Linked DNA regions of Homo sapiens: regions 2 and 3 are each linked to region 1. A link is a contact called in ENCODE Hi-C or POLR2A ChIA-PET data. All regions are on one chromosome and are shown on one strand. The core of a region is the stretch at or near the end of the contact, and the rest is flanking DNA. Distances in the headings are between cores, read along the strand shown.

The links. A loop is a pair of places that touch in the nucleus more often than their neighbours do. ChIA-PET counts read pairs that join two places held with the same protein, here RNA polymerase II (POLR2A). Pooled maps may share reads with other maps.
Region 2: a loop to region 1 is called in a map with no recorded cell type, with 2.7 times the contacts of the local background. The contact joins the promoter of LINC01716 here to the enhancer-like site in region 1. A Hi-C loop is called at or near these places in 1 of 168 maps with a recorded cell type or tissue (posterior vena cava), 1 of 37 single-sample maps with no recorded cell type and 1 of 50 pooled maps. POLR2A ChIA-PET finds 5 or more read pairs at or near these places in 3 of 52 experiments (CD8-positive, alpha-beta memory T cell, Caco-2 and PC-9).
Region 3: a loop to region 1 is called in a pooled map, with 2.7 times the contacts of the local background. The contact joins the promoter of CASS4 here to the enhancer-like site in region 1. A Hi-C loop is called at or near these places in 3 of 168 maps with a recorded cell type or tissue (left lung, mammary epithelial cell and naive thymus-derived CD4-positive, alpha-beta T cell) and 8 of 50 pooled maps. POLR2A ChIA-PET finds 5 or more read pairs at or near these places in 10 of 52 experiments (AG04449, Caco-2, H1 and 6 more).

The regions. Positions count from the first base shown.
Region 1 is chr20:56,482,229-56,486,747 of GRCh38, reverse strand. RTF2 (replication termination factor 2) reads right to left here. Exons shown (of 9, transcript NM_016407.5): 5 at 2,559-2,637. Among named protein-coding and RNA genes, the nearest start is that of RTF2, 16 kb to the right of the region's middle. Within about 2 kb of position 2,592, at least 5 of the 41 ENCODE cell types and tissues checked have a DNase peak (open chromatin) inside an H3K27ac peak, as active enhancers do.
Region 2 is chr20:56,574,922-56,579,440 of GRCh38, reverse strand. LINC01716 (long intergenic non-protein coding RNA 1716) reads right to left here and starts at 1,878. Exons shown (of 6, transcript NR_136537.1): 1 at 1,829-1,878; 2 at 1,491-1,699; 3 at 1-50.
Region 3 is chr20:56,410,155-56,414,673 of GRCh38, reverse strand. It overlaps CASS4 (Cas scaffold protein family member 4), which reads right to left and starts at 2,414. Exons shown (of 6, transcript NM_020356.4): 1 at 2,180-2,414. The coding sequence starts at 2,215.

The DNA.
Region 1 (4,519 bases), core at 1,343-3,842:
TGTACTGTCAATATCTTAATATTTTTATTTAAATCTACCCATTGTTTCTGCTTAATTTTAACTGCTAACTTTATTTTTTATTTATTTATTTATTTTTTTGAGATGGAGTCTCACTCTGTCACCCAGGCTGGAATGCAGTGGCACAATCTTGGGTCACTGTAACCTCCAGCTCCCAGGTTCAAGCAATTCTCCTGCCTCAGCCTCCCGAGCAGCCAGGATTACAGGCGCGTGCCACCACACCCAGCTAATTTTTGTATTTTTAGGAGAGACAGGGTTTTACTATGTTGGCCAGGCTGGTCTTGAACTCCTGACCTCAGGTGATCCACCCGCCTTGGCCTCCCAAAGTGCTGGGATTACAGGCATGAGCCACTGTGCCCAACCTAACAGTTAACTTTATATTCCTAGGCTAAATATAGAGAAACAGTACTCTTTGCCATAAATATCAAGTTACCATAAAAATGCAGAGAATACCAAACAGTTTTGCTAGATCCTGCCTGCCAAAGCTCTGAGCTTAAAGTCTACTTTCTTAGGCAGTTAAGAGAGTGTTACAAACGTACGAAGATTAAAGGGAGACTTTCTCCTGAAAGCAAGCAGAAGGTCTGAAGGACAGCAAAATGGGCGTCACTGTCCTGCCAGACAACGCCTTACAGAGATACCCAGTACCTGGCTGTGCGCCTCCCCAGAGCAGCACCGCTACCACCAGCAATCTCTCCATCCCCGGGAGTGCAACCAATAACCATGCTCTTCCTTTGAGGCCCAGAACAAATGCCCCTCCCTTTATAAAGCCATTTCTTACCAGTAGACAAAAAAAAGTTCTCTGGCCCCTTAGTGCCAATATCTTTACCATCTGTTTGGTACCTGGCCTCAAAAAGCAAAATAGAGTGTGATGTCTCACATAACATGATTCCTGCAGGACTGCAATCTCCGTGAGTGCAGGAACCATGTCATCCAAATCTTATTTTCCCTTGGAATCTATGCCATCATCTTAATACGGGAGCCACAATAAATACTTCTGGCTGAATATCAACCAATTCCCAAATGTTTTATTTGAATTTCTTTTCTTAAAAGAAAGCTTAATAAGACAGACTCCTCATTCTATGAAGGCTTTATTCATAGTCACCCCAAACTGGACATAACTCACCGCCCCCACTGACCTCTTCCCCACTCACCTCTGCCTGCCTCCGGGCCTAGGTAACGGGAGCCACCCAGTCCTCCTCCACGTCTAGGATTTTTAGAACAAAATTAATGCACATCCCATCCGGCTTACAGCTGCCTTCTGGCTTCCTGCTGCTCTTCGAATAACATCCATAAGCCCCAGTGTGGCCCCCAGGCCTTGCATGAGATGACCCCTGCCTAACTCTTTAATCTCATCTACTCCCCTCACCAGCCCTCCACTCTCACACTTTCTGTTCACTGAACTCGCAAAGTCCTCTGTCACTTCTGAGCTTTTGCACATGCTGTTCCTGCTGCCGAAGAGGCTGCTACTCAGGCTGTGCACAGCTGGCTCCCTCGTGCCCTTCGGGTCTCAGCTCAAACCTCCAGATATGCCTCTGCCGACCACCACTACGCCAGCCTCTCTCCCTCCATCACATGGCCTCATGTGTTTCCTTCCTAGCATCGGTCACAATCGATTCTGCCTTGCTCATCTACTTGAGGGTCTCTCTCTCCAATCAGAATGTGGGATGCAGGAGGGCAAGGGCCTTCATGGATCTTATTCAGTATGCTTTCCCACAGATCAGTGCCTAGAAGAGACGATGGCCCCTAACCATCACTCAGTGAAAGCTGCTGGCTTTCACAACAGGGAGCAACAACACAGTGGGGAGGGGAATGAAATACAAACAGGGTTGATACAGGAAAATACAGTCAGAAGCTGCCGGCATCCATGACGTTAAATGAAGCAGCACGCTTTCGATGGGCCAGCAGTACACCCAAGACACACACACATTCTGGCTTCAGCAGCAGCAGCGCCATTAAAGCAAAGCATCAGTATTTCCTCCACGTGAGCTGAGGCTAGCTCTCATGTCTAGTTACTCGCCACCCATGCGAGCATTTACTGAGGGCACGCTACGTGCTCTGGAGAGAATATGCCCTGCGGATAAAGAGATGAACAAGCCTTGTTTCCTACCCTCAAAAACTAAGTCCGGTGGGGAAGCAGACACATACATACGCAATTACATTACGATGGGAGGAGTGAGAAAACAAGGTGCTTGGGGAATGTGGAAGGAGGTTTAGCACCAGGGAGTCACGGAAGAAGTAAGAACTATGGAATGGGGGCTCATGGGGGAGCAGGCCCTCCAGGACAGCAGGTCTGCTAGAGGAAACTGAGGCAGCAGCACATTCAGGAAACAGCCCTCGTGTGGTCTGACCTGGACTGGCAGGCAGTGGTCAGGTGACAAGAGGCCAGTGGATTCTGCACTTCCAGCAACCAAGAGCCATGGAAGCAGAAAAGCAACTTATGAGAGCTGATTTCAGAAAGAACAAATGGAGGGAAAGGACCCTAAACCATCTGATTTCCTCAGCTACAGAGAAGGAACAAATGGTACATGTCAGGAACTCACCGTGTGGCAAACTTCCGCTTTTATCTCTTTCAAGGCTCGCTCAGAAAACACACAGCCGCAGCACCGAAGGAAGCAGAACCTGGAGAAATAACCCAGTGGGGGAAGGACTGTATTAATCACATGATCAATTCACATTTATTCGGTTGATACAAAGGCCAAGAACCACAAAGATTAAAATAGTTACATTTTACTCTATTAAAAAAATCAGTACGTTCTCATAGAAAAGGGGCAGGAAAAAAAGAAATAAATCAGTTATATCCAAAATAAAAAAAAGATCAAAACTGAAACCACAAACATCAAAAGTCAAAAGAACAGGAACTCAGGGAGGAAATATTTTCAATAAATATAAGATTCAGAGCTTATTTTATGAATATTCAAAAAGGTCTTATACAGCAATAGTCAACACTATAATAGAAAAATGGCCAAAGAGGACTAACATGCAGTTCGTACAAAAAATATATAAAGACCAAAGGATTCTTAACCTCAAATGCTAAAAGAAATGCCTTTTGAAACCAGGACACATCATTTTTTACCTATCGGGCAGTAATTCAGGAGATTGGGGCTGGGCACAGTGGCTCACACTTGTAAATTCCAGTGCTTTGGGAGGTCAAAATGGGAGGATCACTTGAGGCCAGGAGTCTGAGATTAGCCTGGGCAACATACTGAGAACCTATCTCTAAAAAAAAATCTTTTTAAAAACTTAGCCAAGTGTGATGGTGGGTCCCTGCAGTCCCAGCTACTAGGGAGGCTGAGGTGGGAGGATGGCCTGAGCTATGATAGCGCCACTGCACTCCAGCCTAGGTAACTGGGACAGATTCTGTCGCTTGTCGCTTTAAAAAAAAAAAAAAGAGATTGAAAGTATCCAATTGGAAACTGAGGATACAGGCACATTTGTTGTCAGGTGGATACAACACAGTACAATACTTTAGGAAGATAATTTGGCAGTATCAAGTAAAGTGTGACTTTTAAGAGTTTCTTCTTACAGAAACATGCCCACAAGTGTGCAAATGTACAAATGTGTGCTCAGGAAGTTGTGTAGTATAGCAAGGTAAAAAGGAAAGGAAGGAGGCCACCTACATGTTCCTCAGTAGGGAAATGGTCAAATAAATTATAAACACCCAAACGGCTATTAAAAAGAAGGTAAATCTGTATTCAAGGTTGTGAAAATATGTCCAAGGTGGACAGAACAGAAAGAAAAAAAGAGGTTATTAAATACATATAATGTGACCCCATGAGAGTTTGGGAAGAATACGTGTCGATTTCTACGTCTATATGCAGAGGCGTGGAGAAGCGTGGATATGGGTGTGTGGTGTGGGGGAGGGAGCATTAAACATCAAACAACGAATAATGCCTCCACCGCGGCTGGAGAGCAGCATAAAGCACTTTCATATTTCACTTTAGGCATTCCTTGAAAAATGCCAAAGGACAAATTTTCTCTAATTTCCCAGGGATTATAGCAGACGCAGATTGGCCTAACCAAAATCCAGTTCATAACACTGCACTAAATTCACTGAATGTTGTTTAGAATTTTTAAAATCCTATTTTATAGATACTTACAAATTATTAGGAAGCTATTTTTCTTTTTACAAAGGCCCAATGTTTTTATTACACTAACAGTTTATTTCCATTTTTCTATATATTTAAATCTTTATTATACAAACTTTACTAAATACAGCTGGCCCTCTATATCCTCTATATCCATGCGTTCCGCATCTATCAATTCAACCAAACCGGATCAAAAATATTTGGGAGGAAAAATGAATGCATTTATATTGAACATGCACAGACTTTTTTGTCATTATTCCTTAAACAATACAGTATAACAACTATTTACACAGCATTTATATTGTATTAGGTATCATATGTAATCCTGAGTTGATTTAAAGTATACAGGAGGATGTGTGTAGGTTATATGCAAATACTGTACCATTTTATATCAGAGACCTGAGCATCCATGGATT
Region 2 (4,519 bases), core at 629-3,128, 93 kb before region 1:
GAGTGACCCTGGGCCGGGCCCCACCTCTTTCAGGATCTCAGCTTCCTCTCCTGTAAAGCAAAAAATTGCTGGGCGAGAGCTCCACTAAATTCCTGAAATTCTGTACACCTGGGACATGACCTGGAGCACACAGCCCCGCTCACAGGCTCTCTGGATGCCTGTTCATCAGCAGGAAGAAGGAGCTGGGCTTCCAAAGCACCATGGCTTCTGTCCTCACTGGCCGTTTCTGCATCTCATTCTGGGGTGCCTGCCTGGCACCTCCGGCCCTAACACTGTCCAGCCTTCCGCTGGAGCTAGAGCCTTGGGCTCACTGCTGACCTGGGGAGTGGAAGTCCTGCATTTTGAACAGAGCCTTGAGAATTCTTGCTTTCTTTCTTTTATTATTATTATTTTTTTGAGACGGGGTTTCGCTGTTGTTGCCCAGGCTGGAGTACAATGGCACAATCTCAGCTCACCACAACCTCCGCCTCCCGGGTTCAAGTGATTCTCCTGCCACAGCCTCCCAAGTAGCTGGGACTACAGGCATGCACCACTATGCCCAGCTAATTTTGTGTTTTTAGTAGACACGGGGCTTCTCCATGTTGGTCAGGCTGGTCTCAAACTCCCGACCGGTGATCCGCCTGCCTTGGCCTCCCAGAGTGCTGGGATTACAGGTGTGAGCCACTGTGCCTGGCCCGAGAAATCTTGCTTTCTACCTGCTTTTCTCTGAGCCTCAGTTTCTTCCTCCCTAAGATAAGGTGGTTAGACATTTACTTATTATAATTTTTTTTTTTTAATAGAAATGGAGGTCTCACCATGATGCCCAGACTGGTCTCAAACTCCTGGCCTCAAGCAATCCTCTCCCAAAGTGCTGGGATTACAAGTGTGAGCCACTGTACCCAGCCCCTATTTTTTTTGTTTGTTTGTTTGTTTGAAACGGAGTCTCACTCTGTCACCCAGGCTGGAGTGCAGTGGTGCGATCTCGGCTCACTGCAATCTCTGCCTCCCGGGTTCAAGCAATTCTCCTGCCTCAGCCTCTTGAGTAGCTGGGACTTCAGGCACACGCCGCCACACTCAGCTAATTTTTTTTTTTTTTTTTTTAGAGATGGGGTTTCACCATATTGCCCAGGCTGGTCTCAAACTCCTGAGCTCAGGCAACCTGCCCGCCTCGGCCTCCCAAAATGCTGGAATTACAGGCTTGAGCCACTGCGCCTGGCCTTTTATTTATTATTTTTTTGAGACAGAGTCTCACTCTGTCGCCAGGCTGGAGTGCAGTGGTGCGATCTCAGCTCACTACAACCTCCACCTCCTGGGTTCATGCCATTTTCCTGCCTCAGCCTCCCAAGTAGCTAGGATTACAGGTGCCCGCCACCATGCCTGGCTAATTTTTTGTATTTTTAGTAGAGACGGGGTTTCACCGTGTTAGCCAGGATGGTCTCGATCTCCTGACCTCGTGATCCGCCTGCCTCGGCCTCCCAAAGTGCTGGGATTACAGGCGTGAGCCACTGCACCTGGCTGACAGCTGCCATTTCTTACTGGGTCTTCACTGTGAGAGATGAGTGTGTTGCTGTCCCCATGAGTCGGATACAGAACCTGAATCCTCTTTGGTCATATGGCTGGGAGTGCAGGAACCGGGACTTGAACTCAGGCCTATAGACCCTGAACTTTGGTGGGAGGAGAGACCTGGGTCCAAATCCTGTCTCCACAAGTACACGGAGCCCTGGGAAAGCAAGATGGGAGATGTGCAGTCCTTAGGTTTGGCCACATGATGGCAAGCTGACCCCAGGCATGTGTTCCTAGGCCTTGCCATCAAAGAGGCACAAATGTGTGTTGACTCCCCAGCCCATACCTTATTTTCTCTCTCCAGTCCTGAATCTGGTTTTGCAGGGATTGCAATGATCTTTAAAATAAAATAAAATAAAATAAAATAAGATCAGGGATTATGTTAAAGTCTCTCGGGACTTCTCATCATATTGAGAATAAAATCAACAAATCCAGGTAAGACCTGGCCCCTGCACACCCTTCCTCCTCCACGTTCTTCCATCCTGCAGGCAGCCTGCCTGCTCCGGGACAACTGTGGGTGAGCAATGGCTCAGCTGGCTCAACTGATAAATTTGGAGGTTGGGCCCTGGGTGGTCCAGGGATTCTCCCATCCTGCCATCCTATAGTTCCATGATTTGGAGACTGAGAGTCTTGTGTATGCTGATAAAATTAACCGCTCCAGGCCAATAACATGAAACTTGAAGCTCTGGTTTGAGAGTGATTTCATTCGTTCATTCATTTATTCATCAAAGTCTTTTTTTTTTTTTTTGAGACTGAGTTTTGCTCTTGTCGCCCAGGCTGGAGTGCAATGGCGTGATCTTGGCTCACTGCAACCTCCGTCTCCTGGGTCCAAGCAATTCTCCTGCCTCAGCCTCCCAAGTAGCTGGGACTACAGGCATGCCCCACCATGCCCAGCTAATTTTTTTTTTTTTTTTGAGACGGAGTTTTGCTCTTGTTGCCCAGGCTGGAGTGCAATGGCGCAATCTCGGCTTACTGCAACCTCCGCCTCCCAGGTTCAAGCGATTTTCCTGCCTCAGCCTCCTGAGTAGCTGGGACTACAGGCATGTGCCACTACGCCTGGCTAATTTTGTATTTTTAGTGGAGATGGGATTTCTCCATGTTAGTCAGGCTGGTCTCGAACTCCTGACCTCAGGTGATCTGCCCACCTCAGCCTCCTAAAGTGTTGGGATTACAGGCGTGAGCCACCCCGCCTGGCCTAATTTTTGCATTTTTAGTAGAGATGGGGTTTCACTATGTTGGCCAGGCTGGTCTTGAACTCCTGACCTCAGGTGATTCACCTGCCTAGGCCTCCCAAAGTTCTGGGATTACAGGCGTGAGCCACCACGCCCAGCCATTTATTCATCAAATATTGATCTATCTCCTCCTCTGTGCCCAGCACTTGGGATACCATTAATAGTGGTGCAGAAAGATGTCAAGAGGAGGTCACAGCCACACTCCAGCTCCAGCCGTGTCCTCAGGCCACCCCAAATAACTGTAGTGATAACAATAACATAAATGAAACAAAATTAGGCAAGGCTGTGTTCAAACTTCAGGAGATGGGTTATGATTTAATTTTTGAAAGGCAGAAGCCAATTCTGTAATCTATCATTGGAATAACTGACCACTCATAGAAGAAGGAGGAGGAAGAAGGAGGAGTAGGAGGAGGAGGAGGGCAAGGGGAAGGGGCAGGGGAAGAGGAAGGGAGGAAGAGGACGACGCCAGGTGTGAGCCACCACCCAGCACTTTGAGAGGCTGAGGTGGGTGGATCACTTGAGGTCTGGGGGTGGCACTGGAGGTGGGAGAGGCAGGGAGGGGCTGGCTGGGAAGGGCTGTGTAAACCAAGTTAAGGAGGTTAGCTTCACCTGAAGAGCAATAGGGAGCGTGAAATGGTTTTAAGCAAGGGACTGGCTTGATTTGATTTTTATTCTAGAAAGATCTCAATGGCAGCAGCGTGAAAAATGGGGGCTGTCGATCACTTAGGAGGCTGTCACAGTGTCCAGGCAGGAGCTGATGGTGGCCTGGCCTAGGGTGGCAATGTGAGGATGGAAAAAGTGAGGTCTGAGGAGGGGAGGGTTTAGGGAGGAGGAGGAGGGAATCAAGCTTGGCAGCCAGGCACCAGGTGGAAGGGTGGCACCAGTGCCGGCTCCAAGGGAGACTGGGAGCAAACCAATGTGGAAGGCCCTGGACAGTCTGATTTAGGAAACACTAAGTGTGGAATGCCCAAGAGACAGAACAGGGGTATCCAGCAGGCCACGGACATGTGAGTTGACAGCAAGACCAGAGATGCAATATGGGAGTCTCAGCTTCTAGATTATGTTAAAAACCTTGGCCATGGATGAGACCATCCCATGAGAGTCTAGCTAGAGGGGGACCCAGGGCTTAGCCATGCAGAAAGCCAACATTCAGAGAACAGAAAGAGGAAAAGTTGGAAATGAAGACTGAGAAGAGATGGCCAGGGAGGAGGTGGGAAAGCCATGAGCGTGTTCCAGGAGAGGAGGGAGGAGAGCGCCCTGGGTCCGAGGAAGGAGGCAGGAGGATCAGAGGGAGGAGGCAGGAGGGTCAGAGGGAGGAGGCGGGAAAGCCATGAGCGTGCCCCAGGAGGGGAAGCAGGGGAGCACCCTGGGTCAGCTGCGTCAAGTGCAGCTGGGAAGACCCATCCCGCGAGGACATGGAAGTGCCTGTTGTACTGTGCACCGGGTATTCCTGGTGACCTTGACAAGAGTGAATCTGAGAGGAGGGACAGTGGGTGCCAAAGCCAGCTGGAAGTGGGCTGGAGAATGGACGGGAATTGAGGAAAGGAGGCAGGGGGTGCTGAGAAGTTTGTCTCTGAGGAAAAGCAGGAAAAAAGGTGGAGGGGGTGGTCGGAGGGGTTTCTGTTTTTGTTTTAATCTAGAAGCAGGTCTGTACACTGCTGAGTCACAAGGGAGAGGGAGAGATGGATGAGTCAGGAGAGGGAGAGGATCATTAGAGACTTGTAGTCCTTGAGAAGGTCAAAAGG
Region 3 (4,519 bases), core at 1,165-3,664, 72 kb after region 1:
CGGCCTATCTGTATAATATTAATAGCAGAATTTCATGGGGATGCTGGGAATATCAATTATATGTTCTATGCAAACATGCATGTTATTTACAAATTGCAGTGGGGCTCGGTGGTGTGCACCTGTAATCCTGTACTTGGGAGGCTGAGGCAGAAGAATCACCTGAGTTCAGGAATTTGAGTCCAGCTTGGACAACAGAGTGATACCCCCATTGCTAAAAATATTTTTTTTAAATAACAAAACCCCACCCAATTGTAAAGCGCTACATAAATTATTTAGGCAGAATAAGCAGTACATAAAAAGAAGTCTAAATCATAAAAAATCTAGGCTGTTTAGAAAAAAGGTCAATGTTATGAAAGAGAAAAAGGTAGTAGATTGTTCTAGATTAAGAACTGAGAATTGACAAACACCACCTGGATCAGAAAGACAAACACACACACAAACAACAACAGCCAGAAAAGCTAAAAAGGATAATTTTGGAAAATGTGAATGTGGACTGAATAGTAGAATGGCATTATTAAATCAACGTGAATTAGACTGAATAGTAGAAAGGCATTATTAAATAAATGTGAAATGTTCTTGGGTATGATGATATGTAGATATTCTTCTACGTTCTGTAGATGAATGTCCTTGTTCTTAGGAGACACATAATGAAGTTTAGGGGTGGAGCGTCATTGTATTGGCCATTTATTTTCAAAGAGTTTAACAACAACAATAAAAATGAAGTGTGTTCCAGTGTCTAAATATACACAAATAAATGCACACAAATATGACAAAGTACCAGAAACCAATGATCTAGGTGAAGGATATGCAGGGATTTACTGAATAACCCCCACGCTTCCCATATTTTTCCAATGGTTTGAAATTTTTCAAAGTAAGTAGTTGGGGACAAAATTCTAGGGTAGCTAAGATATTTACATATAATCTATACAAGAGAGACTGTCATGGGTTACTCAGTCACAAATTCCACTAGTGACTTTTTTTTTTTTTTTTTTTTTTTTTTTGAGACAGAGTCTTGCTCTGTCACCCAGGCCGGAATGCAGTGGTATAATCTCAGCTCACTGCAACCTCTGCCTCCCAGGCTCAAGCGATTCTTGTGCCTCAGCCTCCCGAGTAGCTGGGATCACGGGCATGCGCCACCACGCTCAGCTAATTGTTGTATTTTTGGTAGATATGGGGTTTTTTCATGTTGATCAGGCTGGTCTCAAACTCCTGGCCTCAAGTGATCCACCTGCCTTGGCCTCCCAAAGTGCTGGGATTACAGGTGTGAGCCACCGCAGACAGCCACACTAGTCACTTTTATTATAATGAAAAATAAGCATTGATTTTTATAAGCAAGCTCCCCATTTACTGCTTGTTTCATTTCTTTTTTCCTGTTCTACTTAAAATTTAAAAAGGGCATAGCAAGATGAAAACACAACCTTGAGCTTCACTTTCTTTATGTCTGGGTAAATTTTTTTTTAATATGGTAGCCATTTTAACTTTTCTTTTCTTTTTTTTTTTTTTAAGATGGGGTCTCGCTATGTTGCCCAGGCTGGACTCAAACTTCTGGGCTGAATTAATCTTCTCACCTCAGCCTCTCCGGTAGCTGGAGTACAGGTATGTACCACCGTGCCTGGCTTCTTTCACCTTTCTAAATAGTGAATCTTTTTTGATTCATGACAGGCATGAAGTCTGTCTGAAAGCTCCAGCTTTGCTCACATAATGCACAAGTTAACATGAAAATAACATGTAAGTGCCCACTGTGGGCTCAGCACGGGAGGCTGCAGGCAAGGGTCTGGGCTCTGCTGTTGGGAGGTGAGCACAGAAACCAAATAGGACAGTTAGAGTGGCACTGAGTGTCTTTGGGGTCCAGAGAAAGAAGGAATTAGCGGGGGCTGAGGCAGACTCGCATCTTGCTTCAGGAGTTTGCTGGACGCAAAATGATGGACGGCGCTGTCAACCAAGTAAGCTGATTTCTACTACAAAGTCATTTTCACCCATCTTGGATGCAAACTGGTAAGGAGCTTTACAACACATCTATTTCCCACACTTAAACTTATGTTAAACTTTCCCATCTCCAACTCACACGTCACTGGTATTCAACCTTTATTAGAAAGTCACAACTAAAGCTGGTCAACACCCTTAATCATCACAGCTTGCTCCCCGCCAGAGCCCATTCAAACAGCCCCACATCACTCACCTTGGGCGCACAGTCCATGATGCCTGTTCCCTTCATGTCGGTGATGTGGAGCAGCTCCCCTGAGCTCTGCAGCTAGTATCTCCAGCTTCAGAGGCAGATTGTGCAATGTCACTGCATGCTTCTGGCTGGTTCTCAGAAACTGAATTCTATGGAGCTATCTGACAACACATGGGAAACGATCAAAAAGACTCTCCCAGCAGGCAAACTTTCTGGAAAGCACGATAAGAGTAAAATGAAAGCAGTGAAGCAGGGGAGGACCAGAAATACAAGCCACACTCACGTCTCAATGCCTGACGTCTCACTTTGTCTGTAAGTAGAGACTGTCACTCATTTGCTATGTGAAACCACAAAAGAAGAAGAAGAAGAAAAAAACACCACTCTTCTGCTTTATAGGGCGAAGTTCCTACTTCGAAGAGCTCAGTGTATGAACACACAGCATTCTTGTCCTTTGAACTCTGTGGAACAACTCCAACCGAACAGACCAAGCTCATTTCCCTGATGAGAGGCCACTAGGCCAAATTTCTGATAGCGGTCAGCATTTCTTCCTTCCTGCTCCCTAAAACTTGCCTTATGACAGCCAGGATAAAAGCAGTCAAACAGGCTGCCTTAAAGGACACAGTCTCCACTCTACCCACCCTGTCAGTTGTGCATTCACCCTGCTCGGAACCCCATGCTCATCTCCTGGTCTTTGCTCATGGTACCTAATGAATAACATCTTCTGGGTACTGGCTCTGCACTGAGGGCTATGCTGAGCCCCGCACCTGTATTCTCTCTCTTAAATCAAATAAACTTATCGTGTGTGTTGTACTTGAAACCCCTGCTAGCTCATGCAGTTTATCATCACTTGCCAACTCTTTTTACTTTTCCTAAATTCAGATCCAATCTCTAGAGAGGACCTACAGCATAGCAGACACTGAGCAAAATAAGTCTGCATTTTTTTTTTTTTTTGAGACGGAGTCTTTCTCTGTCACTCAGGTGGGAGCGCAGTGGCGCAATCTCGGCTCACTGCAACCTCCACCTCCCGGGTTCAAGTGATTCTCCTGCCTCAGCCTCCAGAGCAGCTGGGATTACAGGCACCCGCCACCACGCCTGGCTAATTTTTGTATTTTCAGTAGAGACAGGACTTCACCATGTTGGCCAGGCTGGTCTCAAACTCCTGACCTCAAGTGATCCACCCACCTCAGCCTCTCAAAATGCTGGGATTACAGGCGTGAGCCACAACGCCTGGCCCCGGCCTGCATTTTTATTTAGACAAAATGGTGCCCATTCTTCCAAGCCAGGCTCAAGTTCTATCCCCAACCAGCTGTGGGGGATAGCTTACCGCTATCTTCTTGTCAGACAGCATTTTTTAATTTTTTATTTTTAAATTTTCTTTTCTTTTACCACACCTCTGAGGCAAGTTCAACAGATAGCACTTAGCGTCTTGTCCTCTGGTTGTCCCATGTGTCGTCCCCACAAGTCTGGGCACCAGGATGTATTTACCCATTGAAGTAGCTGACTGATTTCTGGCTGAGACAGTCCACATTTTTAAATGTTATCATTGTTAGAAATTAACTTCAGGGCCAAGTAATTGGCATGCTGCAGGCGATAGCAGATAACAGGGAGGGAACAATGACCCCACGCAATGAACAGTTTGGTTCAAGGAGGAGATCCATAGAGATATTAAGATATAAATTATATTAATAATAATATATTAATATTATATTAAGATATAATTCAGGTACCATAAAATTCACCTTTATTTATTTATTTTTTTTGAGACGGAGTCTTGCTCTGTCACCAGGCTGGAGTGCAGTGGTGTAATCTCGGCTCACTGCAACCTCCACCTCCAGGTTTCAAGAGATTCTCCTGCCTCAGCCTCCCAAGTAGCTGGGATTATAGGTGCGTGCCACCATGCCCGGCTAATTTTTTTGTATTTTAGTAGAGACAGGGTTTCACCATGTTGGCCAGGATGGTCTTGATCTCCTGACCTCGTCATTCACCTGCCTTAGCCTCCCAAAGTGCTGGGATTATAGGTGTGAGCCACCGCACCTGGCCAATGCACCTTTTTGAAGTATACAATTCAGTGGTTTTTAGTACATTCAGAGTTGTGCAACCACCATTTCAAAAAGTAATCCTCTTTCAATTCCTGGACATTTACCCCATTAGCAGTTACTTGTTCTTCCCCCAGCCCCTGGAAACCACTGTTTCTGCTGTATTGTTGACTTTTATGTCTGAAATTCTCTGTAATGAAAAGGAAGGATGGATAAACTTGCCCAAGGTCACAGAGTAAAGTAACAGACCCAGAAACTGAATTCAAGTCTCTTAGAAAAGACTCCACAGTAACTCAAGTTCAGATGG